Regions from separate parts of the Homo sapiens genome. Here region 2 is linked to region 1. Evidence: read pairs that join two places in POLR2A ChIA-PET (ENCODE). Cell type or tissue: Panc1. All regions are shown on one strand. Each heading gives the region's core, and the rest is flanking DNA. Links, peaks and the distances in the headings are about the cores only. Region 1 has its middle 6.4 kb from the start of SEMG2. Region 2 holds the start of WFDC5 (WAP four-disulfide core domain 5).

Evidence for each region. Peaks named below come from ENCODE experiments on the same cell type or tissue, not always from the same donor. Only the 100,000 strongest peaks of a DNase experiment are listed, where the experiment ranks them.
Region 2: POLR2A ChIA-PET joins it to region 1 with 15 read pairs; 4 of 35 experiments call an interaction of 5 or more read pairs at or near these places.

What each region holds. Positions count from the first base shown.
Region 1 is chr20:45,212,247-45,217,634 of GRCh38, forward strand. No RefSeq gene overlaps it. Among named protein-coding and RNA genes, the nearest start is that of SEMG2, 6.4 kb to the right of the region's middle. In Panc1, for the core only: no CTCF peak of the experiment used is centred there; no DNase peak of the experiment used is centred there.
Region 2 is chr20:45,111,595-45,116,982 of GRCh38, forward strand. WFDC5 (WAP four-disulfide core domain 5) reads right to left here and starts at 3,580. Exons shown (of 4, transcript NM_145652.4): 1 at 3,405-3,580. The coding sequence starts at 3,489. RefSeq lists enhancers at 3,016-3,517, 3,518-4,017. In Panc1, for the core only: CTCF peaks have their summits at 527 (motif pointing left) and 733; no DNase peak of the experiment used is centred there.

The sequences.
Region 1 (5,388 bases), core at 247-5,246:
CTTCCCAAGAGAATAGAGACCTTGTGCTCAGCCACCTGCTCTATTTTCCCAGCCCAGCAGTTAGAAAGGAGAGGTTATGATGGGCCTAGGAGCCTTAGCATCAGAGAAGCTAGAATTACCTGCTACAGTCTGCTGAACAGATTCTCTCCTCTAAGTATGGACAGAAATACATTACACAGTTTCCCTGACATGTTGCTGATTGCATGGGAGAGGGAAACATAAATTGACATGCAAACAAGCAAAAGAGCCAGAGTCATAAATGCTGTGTGCTGTGGTACAATTAGCACGAACTTTGGTTCCCACCACTTGCATAGTCTTGGGCCACAGGATCTCTGATACTGACCTCCTGCCTCTTAATGAGGGGATATAATAATGATCTCATAAAGATGCTTAGATGTATTGAGTGAGATGATCACAGCCCAAGTGCTCAGGGAAAAGTGCCAGAATGACAACAAATTTGGAAATAATAATAATAAAACAATCTTTTATTATATGTTCTTTGAAATAGAGGTAAAATTCATACAAAGAAATGCACAGATCTTATATCTGTTTGAATGAGATTGACAAACACATACATGTGGTTGCACAACACCTAGATGAGCATATAGAACATTAATCTTGCCTTATGCCCCTTTCAAATTCACTCCAAGCCCTTCAGGGGCAAATGTTATACTGACATAGAAACTAATAACTTGCTTGTTTTTAATCCTTACATAATGAAATCATATAATAACATTACCTTTTGTGTCCGACTGTTATTCAATGTTTGAGATTCATTGTTTTTGTATGTATCAGCAGTTATTTTATTGTTGAATAATATTACATTGTTTGAGTCTCCATATTTGTTCTTCCATTTATCTGCTGATAGATGAACATTTGGTGTTCCCAATTGAGCGATTGTGAATTAAGATATCACATAAATCCCTGTACAAGGCACAATAACATATATTTTTAATTATCCGTGGTAAATACCCAGGAGTGAAATTTTCTCCCAGTGTGTGGCTTGGGTTTTTTTTTTTTTTTTCATTTTCTTAATGATGGTGTATTCAGAAGAGTAGAAGTTTTAAAGTGTGACAGAATCAAATATATCTATTTTCCCTTTAAATTGAATATTATTGTGTCTAAGAACTTTGGCCTTCTCGAAGGCTGCAAAAATGTTCTGTTTGTGATATCTTTCCCTAGAAGCAGCATAAGTTTAGCATCTATATTAAGGTTTATGGTTCAAATTGATTAATATGTGCATTCCATGCAAGGTACAGATCAAGGTTCCTTTCTTCCAAGATGCTCTTGTTTTTACTAATTATTAATAATGCTGCTATGGACATTCATGTGCAAATTTTTGTGTGAATACATTTTCAGTTCTCTTTGGTATAATCATGGAAGTGGAATTTTTGGGTCACATGGCAACACTGTTTAACTCTTGAAGAAACTGACACACTGTTTTTACAATGACTCTACCATTTTATAGTCCCACCAGCAACAGCTTCTTAGATGTGGAGATTAATATTGTTAAGCAAAATCAAAATGTTTTTAGCCATTATATCTTCAAATATCCTCTGCCTCATTCTCTCTTCTGAAATTCCCATTATGCATATGTTTTTACACTAGATTATGCTCCATAGGTCTTTGAAGCTCTATTCATTTTTTTCATTCTTTTTTTTTTTTTCACTGTTTCTCAGAGTGTATAATCTCGATTGACCTATAATTATGTTGGGTTTTTCTTCTGTCCATTCCTACCTGCTGGTGAGCCCCTCTGGTGAATTTCTATTTCAGCGATTGTACTTTACAACTTCATCGCTTATCTTGAATTATTTCAATATTGTGAGACATGATTTTCATACTTTTCTTTAGTCTTTTTCTCCATGATTTCCTTTAGTTCTTGGAGTATACCAGCTGATGTCATGATACATGCTCATGGATGAGTAGAATCAATATTGTGAGAATGACCATACTGCCAAAAGCAATCTACAAATTCAAGGCAATCCGCATCAAAATACCACCATCATTCTTCACAGATTTAGGAAAAGCAATTCTAAAATTCATATGGAACCAAAAAACAGCCCACATAGCCAAAGCAAGACTAAGCAAAAAGAACAAATCTGGAGGCATCACACTACCTGATTTCAAACTATACTATAAGGCCATAGTCACCAAAATAGCGTGGCACTGGTATAAAAATAGGCACATAGACCAATGGAACAGAATAGAGAACCCAGAAATAAACCCAAATACTTATAGCCAAATGATCTTTGGCAAAGCAAACAAAAACATAAAGTGGGGAAAAGGATTCCCTTTTCAACAAATGGTGCTGGGATAATTGGCTACCCACATGTGGGAGAATGAAACTGGATCCTCATCTCACACTTTATACAAAAATCAACTCAAGATAGATTAAAGACTTAAAACTAATACCTGAAACTATAAAAATTCTAGAAGATAACATTGGAAAAATCCTTCTAGACATTGGCTTAGGCAAGGATTTCATGACCAAAAGGCAAAAAGCAATTGCAATTAAAACAAAGATAAATAGCTGGGACCTAATTAAACTAAAGGGCTTTTGCACAGCAAAAGGAACAGTCAGTAGAGTAAATGGACAACCCACAGAGTGGGAGAAAATCTTCACATTCTATACATCTGACAAAGGACTAATATCCAGAATTTACAACGAACTCAAACAAATCAGTAAGAAAAAACGATCAATCCCACCAAAAAGTGGGCTAAGGACATGAACAGACAATCCTTAAAAGAAGATATACAGGCTGGGCGCGGTGGCTCATGCCTGTAATCCTAGCACTTTGGGAGGCCGAGGCGGGCGGATCACGAGGTCAGGAGATCGAGACCATCCTGACTAACACGGTGAAACCCCGTCTCTACTAAAAATACAAAAAATTAGCCGGGCGCTGTGGCCGGCTCCTGTAGTCCCAGCTGGTCGGGAGGCGGTGGGGGGGGAGTGCTGAGGCAGGAGAATGGCGTGGACCCGGGAGGCGGAGCTTGAAGTGAGCCGAGATCGCGCCACTGCACTCCAGCCTGGGTGAAAGACAAAGACTCCGTCTCAAAAAAAAAAAAAAAAAAAAAAAGAAGAAGAAGATATACAAATGGCCAACAAACATATGAAAAAATGCTCAACATCACTAATGATCAGGGAAATGCAAATCAAAACCACAATGCAATACCACCTTACTCCTATAAGAATGGCCATATTCAAAGAATCGAAAAACCGTAGATGTTGGTGTGGATGCGGCAATCAGGGAACACTTCTACACTGCTGGTGGGAATGTAAACTAGTACAGCTGCTATGGAAAACGGTGTGGAGATTCCTTAAAGAACTAAAAGTAGAACTACCGTATGATCTAGCAATCCCACTACTGGGTAACCACCCGGAGGAAAAGAAGTCATTATTCAAAAAAGATACTTGCACATCCATGTTTATAGCAGCACAATTCACAATAGCAAAATCCTGGAACCAATCCAAATGCCTATCAATCAATGAGTAGATAAAGAAACTCTGACATATATATATATATATATATATATATATATGAGTTTTATATATATATGTTTTATATATATATCAGTGTTTCATATATATATATATAATCTTTCTTTGTCTTTGACTTTCAGCAATGCAATTAAAATGTGCCTTGGAGAGAACCTGTTTTATATATATATGTATATAGATCTCTCTCTCACCATGATGCCCATATATGTATATATGATGGAATACTACTCAGCCATAAAAAGGAATGAATTAACAGCATTTGCAATGACCTGGATGAGATTAGAGATGATTATTCCAAGTGAAGTAACTCAGGAATGGAAAGTTAAACATCATACATTCTCACTGATATGTGGGAGCTAACCTATGAGGACGCAAAGGAATAAGAATGATAAAGTGGACTTTGGGGACTTGGGGGGAAGAGTGGGAGGGGGGCGGGGGATAAAAGATAAAAGACAACAAATATGGTGCAGTGTATACTGCTCAGGTGATGGGTGCACCAGGTTCTTACAAATCTCCACTAAAGAACTTACTCATGTAACCAAATACCACCTGTACCCCAATAACTTATAGAAAAATAAAATTAAAAAAATAAAGGAACAGGGAAAACTACCTTCATTAGCAGACAATACATATGCAAAAAATTCCAAAGCATCAACTAAGAAACCATGGAACCTAATAAATGAAATCACCAATGTTGCAGAATACATGATTAAAAGATAACAATTGGTCGTATTTCTATACATTGATGATGAAAAATTCAAAATTAAAATTCAGTAAACAATTCTATTTAGAATGTCAAAAAAACCAAAATGCTTAGAAATATAAATTACCCATGACATGTAAATCTTATACACTAAAGGCTACAAAACACTTCCCCAAGAAAGTAAAGACCTAAATAAATGGATGTAGATCCTTTATTTGTGAAATGGAGGACTTAATATTGTTAAGATGGCACACTACCCAAAGTGATAATCAAATCACTGCAATTCTCTCTCTTTTTCTTTTCTTTTTTTTTTTTTTTTTTTGAGATGGAGTCTGACTCTGTCGCCCAGGCTGGAGTGCAGTGGCACGATCTCAGCTCACTGCAACCTCGGCCTCCCAGGCTCAAGCGATTCTCCTGTCTCAGCCTCCTGAGTAGCTGGGATTACAGGCGCACGCTGTCATACTTGGCTAATTTTTTGTATTTTACTAGAGACGGGGTTTCACCGTGTTGCCCAAGCTGGTCTCGAACTTCTGAGCTCAGGCAATCCACCCGTCTTGGCCTCCCAAAGTGCTAGGATTACAGCCACCGTGCCCAGCCCGAATCAATGCAATTCTTATCAAAAATTTTATGGCTTTCTTGTAGAAATGGAAAAGTGGGTTCTAACGTTCATTTGGAATTTCAAGGGATCCCAAATAGCCGTACAATCTTGACTAAGAGGAACACAGTTGGAAGACTCACACTTCACAAATACTATCTTATAACCCATTATTTAAACTGACAACAACTTAACACTGCTTCCATAAACAAACAAGAGAAAGAAAACTAATAAAGACTCTATACTTTAACTTCATTCCCGCCACTTTTTAACTGATAATTGCTGTGCTTTCTCTCACCCCATGCACAGAAATGCTCTGTGCCCCATACCTGCAACCGGGAGATGAAGGAGGAGTGGCATCAGTGATACAAGTGTTTTTCCTACCCCTTCAGCGCCTCTTTCAGTGATATAAAGTTAAAATCAGTTACTGTGAGTGCTCACCTGATTTTTTGGTTCTTATAAAGGTGATCTTTCTCTGCAGATACTTGTTAAATTGGTGACCTTGGTGGGGGCAGGGGGGATCATTGGAGCCTTCTATTCCACCATCTTGTTCTGCCACCCTCCTCTCTTAATTTTTATTCTCTCTGAACG
Region 2 (5,388 bases), core at 324-5,323, 100 kb before region 1:
TCGAGGATCAGGCGTTAACTCTGTCTCTGAGGCGTTCCTCTGAATGGTATAGAGTGTCCTGTCCCAGAGCTTACCTAACATTCTTCTTGCTGGGATTTTGGGCCATGTTCATATTTCATGCACAAAGCTGGAAATCAGTATCCTCCTCCATGTAGAGGAGGAAATCAAGGCCTGAAAAGGGCAGTGACTTGTCCAGACCCACATGGGCTGGGCTTAGGACTCCCAGGGCCCGGCTCCCTCTGACCTCTGTGAGTGTCCACCCTGAGCTGTCTTTGAGCTGTAGGGATGGAGCAGGTCCCAGGTCTTCAATTCAATCCAGCATCAGAGAAAATGTTCAAGAGTTCCGAGGGGCAGCTGGATCTGGTTCTGTGACTTTACCTCTGTGTCCGCCCCTCCCCCTCAGCCCCCTGCCTGGGTGCTGGCTGCACACATAAGTAGGCACCTTGCTCACATCCTACGTGCGCTAAGTCAACTTCAGCTGTCACATCGGGTTGGTTTAAATTAAATTGCTGCCCCCTGCTGGAGAAAGAGAGGCTTGGCGTGGGGAGGGGGAAAAAGTGTGGGTTTGGGGTGGTGGGGGTGATGGGAGGGTTCCTGGGAAACTGTCTGAGGTCCAAGGTTTAGCCCTGAATTCACAAGTCCAAGTCAAAGGTGCGCAGGCCTCAAAGGGTGGGCCAAACGGAGCTGCGTGCACTCAAAGCCGGTGGAGCCGGGTGGGTCAGGCAGGGAGAGCTTCTGTGGCGAGGGGCCTGGGGCTGGCCTTGGGGAATGGACAGATAGGGATGGGGCATGACAGCTGGCATTTCCAGTGGAAGAACTGCGATAGCTGCAATGTGGAGGTGGGGATAAAAGCCTGGCGTGTGCAGAGCCGGCGTGAGAGGCTCTGGGTGGTCACACTCACTCTGTTTGCCTGCCTTTCCTAACAGTCCCTCCAAACCAGGTTCTCCACTCACAGATGTGTACATCGAGACAGTCACACACACAGATGGTCATCCAGATGCATGCGCCATGGGTGTGTAGACTTAGAGAGCAAAAGAATCGTATCCAAACATGGTTAAATATATACACTTGTACACACAGACGATACACACATAGTCAAATACACAAGCACATTTAGATCTAGACACACAATTAGCTACAGGCTTAACAGTAGGAAACTGCAGATAGTCAACTGTTTTATCTACAAAAGTAGCAATTTTACATGGTTCAACTTAATACACACATATATACATATGGACATATATCAGAGAGTTATATATATGCAATATATTTATAAACATATATAAACAGGCAGTCATGTATGTACATATGAGCTGGAACATAATCACTGTCATTTACACATGCCTACCCACATAGATACATACACACAGATAGACACTCAGACACACACAGTTATGTATATAAATATATAAATATATAGCATATGTATGTGAACAGAGAGACATACATAAGCATACACAGTCATATATACAGAATCATATGCACAGAGCTACACAGACACATATATCTTCCCAATACCACATAACCACTGACAGCATTTAATTAGGCACTTGCTGTTTATCAGGGACTATGCCAGGCTCTTTGTATCAGAGACACCCAGACGTTTGAGTGAGAAGGGGGCAGAATGGGGAGCTCTTATAAACAGAGGCGGCTGGGCTTCCACAGGCAACAAACTGAGACTTCCCTTCCCTTGGCTTCGTCACCTTCCTCCATTGTCTGAAATTCTACCAACAGCTCGGCAATGTCTTACAGGAGAGAAACCAGTGGGGGACAAGGTGTGGTGAACTGGGGGAGAGACAAGCTTGTCACACCTGCCCATGCAGAGTGGCCCTGCGCAGGCTCGGTTTCTGCTGTGCCAGCTCTTTGCCTCTGAGCAGCTGGGCTGAATATTGGGGTGTGCTCCCTGGGAACACAATGACTCCCCCAAATCACCCACTTATGCTGTGCTTACTGTGTGCCAGGCCCTTATTCCTCGAGACACCATTTACTCCTGAGAGAGAGGCATGGGACCCCATTTTACAAGGAGTAAGTCTCCAGACCTGTCCTGTTGCCTTCCAGGAGTGTCCTGCCTGGAAGTCCTAATAAACTCATGCACTTGCCAATCTGGCCTTGTCTAAGTCATTCTTTGTTCTCTCAGCTCCTTCCTATGTTGGGGGTGCATTGTCCTGTACAGTCCTGGGTTTTTGCTGTAATAGTTGGTAAAGTGAATCTTTCTGATTTCAAATACTTGCACTCATGCACTTGCTAATCTGGCCTTGTCTAAGTCATTCTCTGGTCTCTCAGCTCCTTCCTATGTTGGGGGTGCATTGTCCTGTACAGTCCTGGGTTTTTGCTGTAATAGTTGGTAAGGTGAATCTTTCTGATTTCAAATACTTGCATTCAAATGCCACATTTGGCACTAACTCAGAGTCAGTCTTTGACCTTGTTAAGTGGTTCCCCGCTATGCCTCAATTTTCCTCATCTGCAAAATGGGGATGAAAATAGTCCTGTCCTCACAGCACCTTGTCGAGGAGTTACGTGATGATGGTGCATGAATCACAGCCAACACAGGGTCCAGCCTTGGAGCTCACCAGTGTACTTCCTTCCTCAGCCTGTCCCCATTACTGTCCCCTTTCTTTAAGGCAGGGCAAGGGTTGCACAGGTGAATGTAGGTTGGAGTGTTCCAGCCCCAGAAAAGGACGCAGGTGGAGGCCTCACCCAGATCAGGAGTCACCTGTCTAGCCACTCAGCAGCCCTCCCTCACCTGTCAGCAGGCCAGCCCCAGCCTTGTCAGGGGTGGGAATGGGGACAGGAGGTTGGGGGCGATGAGAGTTAGAGACAGAGCTTCCTCCCCACAAAGCCCAGATCCCAGAAGCCACACCCTCTCCTCAATTCCCAAGTCCCTTCCACAGATGGGGTGGTGGACCCACTGACCCAGTCACACCACAGCCCAGCAGGCACAGACAGGGTCCCTCCCCACACCTGAAGGCACAGAGACACACATGGACAGGCACCAAGCTCAGACACATGCGTGCAGCCATTCCTAAGTGTACGTGTGCAGACAGAGCTTTGCACAGACAAGCAGACGCAAAGACACATGTCTACACAGACACAGGCACATGCATTCCCCGCCCTGCCACCCCCTGACATATAGACAGGCACAGACAAGCACCGAGAAACTGGCAGAAAAGACACTTACAGATACCAACACAGGCAGGTGGACAGGCACAAATGTACACACATAAAAACACAGGCTTCTGAAAGCACTAAGAATCAGGCATCCACACATACACACACGCACGCACGCACACACACACGCGCACACACACCCCACAGGGCATTACCTGCCTTCCCCCAAACCCTTACTCTCCCTAGAGAAGTAGAGACAATCTGGTCCCCCCAGCAGAGGGATTTCCCGCACTCACCTCCCTTCTTCCTGCCAAAGACAGCAGGCAGCTGACTCCCCACAGCCAGGAGGGCCCCCAGGAGGAGAAGGCTCTGGGTCCTCATATTTCTGCTGCCGGCTCAGGGCCCAGGGCCCCCCAGATTAACACCTGCAGCCTCAGGGAAGCCAGAGAAACTTAGTCAGGAGAGGAAAGAGAGGGGGTGTGGAGTGACACCGTGCCTGCTTCATCTTGGCCCCACCCCCTGAGGGCCCGAGGACTCAGTGCAAGGGATGCTGTCACAATAGCTGAAGATAGGGTGGCGGCACATCCTGCATGTGGGGGACTCAGATCCAGTCTTGCCTGTATCGGTGACTTGGGCTGTGATCTTGGGCAAGTCTTGTCTCTCTGGGCTTCAGTTTTTTCATCTGTACACAGGGTGAAGGTTGTTGAGGCAGATGCTTGCTATCCTGGCTCTCAAAGATGTTGAAGCCCCAGCGATGTCTAGGCAGCGGGTAGAGGTCAGCTTTGAATAGCAAAGGAGTGGGGGTTTGCAGAGTTCTGGATGCCTAGGAAGGGAGAAGGCATTAGGGTTAGGCCAGAGCTTGCAGCCAAAGAAGGCTGGCCCAGGCTGGCATAATGAGTGAGGCCAGCCCTGGCCTCTCCTCTTGGGTCCTGTGGATGGGAGAAAGACCACCCCGCCTTTGGTGAGATCACCAGTGGCTTCTGATAGAACTGCCCTCTTCCTGGGGCTGGCTTGGCTGTTGAGGGTGGGGGAGCATGGCTTTTGGCTTGGCTAAGTTTGCTGGTCACAGCAGATGTGTGGCCACTGGAACCTCTTCTCTGGCCCTAAGGGATCCTGAGCAAAAAAATGTCATCTCATCCAGGGACCCCCACCTTAGATTTCGTATCTCTGATGTTGCCTCCTGCATTTGGTAGAAGAGAGGGAGCTGAGACTTGGCATCCTAAGGGACATCCTAAACAGAAACTCCATCGAAGTACATTCTCTCAGCCTTCTCATTTGAAAGACGAGGAAACTGTGAGATAGAGATGAGAGGGGACTGGCCCAAGGACACGCAGCTAATTCCTGACTAAGCTGGGACTTCCCACTGTGGCCTCCCCATCACCCTCATTCAGTTCCTGGGTTTTAAAAGCAGGTCAATACCTCATCTGATCCTGAGAAAGGAGGGTGATATTACAGGGCTTGTCTCACTTACCCATTCCAATCCAGGACAGCCCTGGCAGCAGGAAGTTCTTCCTTGGGTTTAATGTGAATCTCTCGTGCTGTCTTCTAAGCTATTAAGATAGGAGAGGCTCTGTCTTCTATGATCTGATGTTGCTTTTGGAATGCTGGCACCTCCTTGGAAGCTTTATTTTGGAGGACAAATATATGAGCCCTTCCTTCCTCCCTCCCTCCACCCCTCCCTCCCTCCACCCCTCCCTCCCTCTTTCTTTCTTTTTTCTTTTCTTTCTTTCTTTTTCTTTTTCTTTCTTTCCTTTTTTCATTTCTTTCTTCTTTCTTTCCTTCTTTCCTCTCTTTCTTTCCTTTCTCTTTCTTTCTTTTCTTTCTTTCTTCTTTCTTTTTCTTTCTTCTTTCTTTCCTTTTTTATTTCTTTCTTCTTTCTTTCCTTCTTTCCTCTCTTTCTTTCCTTTCTCCTTCTTTCTTTCTTTCTTTCTTTCTTTCTCTCCTTCTCCTTCTTCTTTCCTCTCTCTCTTTCTCTTTCTCTCTCTGTCTTTGACAGAATGTCGCTATGTCACCCAGGCTGGAGTGCACAGTGCCATCATGGCTCACTGAACCCTTGACCTCATGGACCCAAGTAGTCCTCCTGCCTCAGCCTCCTGAGTACCTGGGACTATAGGCATGCGCCCCAATATTTGGCTAGTTTTTATTTTTTGTAGAGATGGGGGGTCTTCCTATGTTGCCTAGGCTGGTCTCTAACTCTAGGACTCAAGTGATTCTCCCACCTTGGCCTCCCAAAGTGCTGGGATTCCAGGGGTGAGCCACTGTGCTCAGCCATGAAATGCT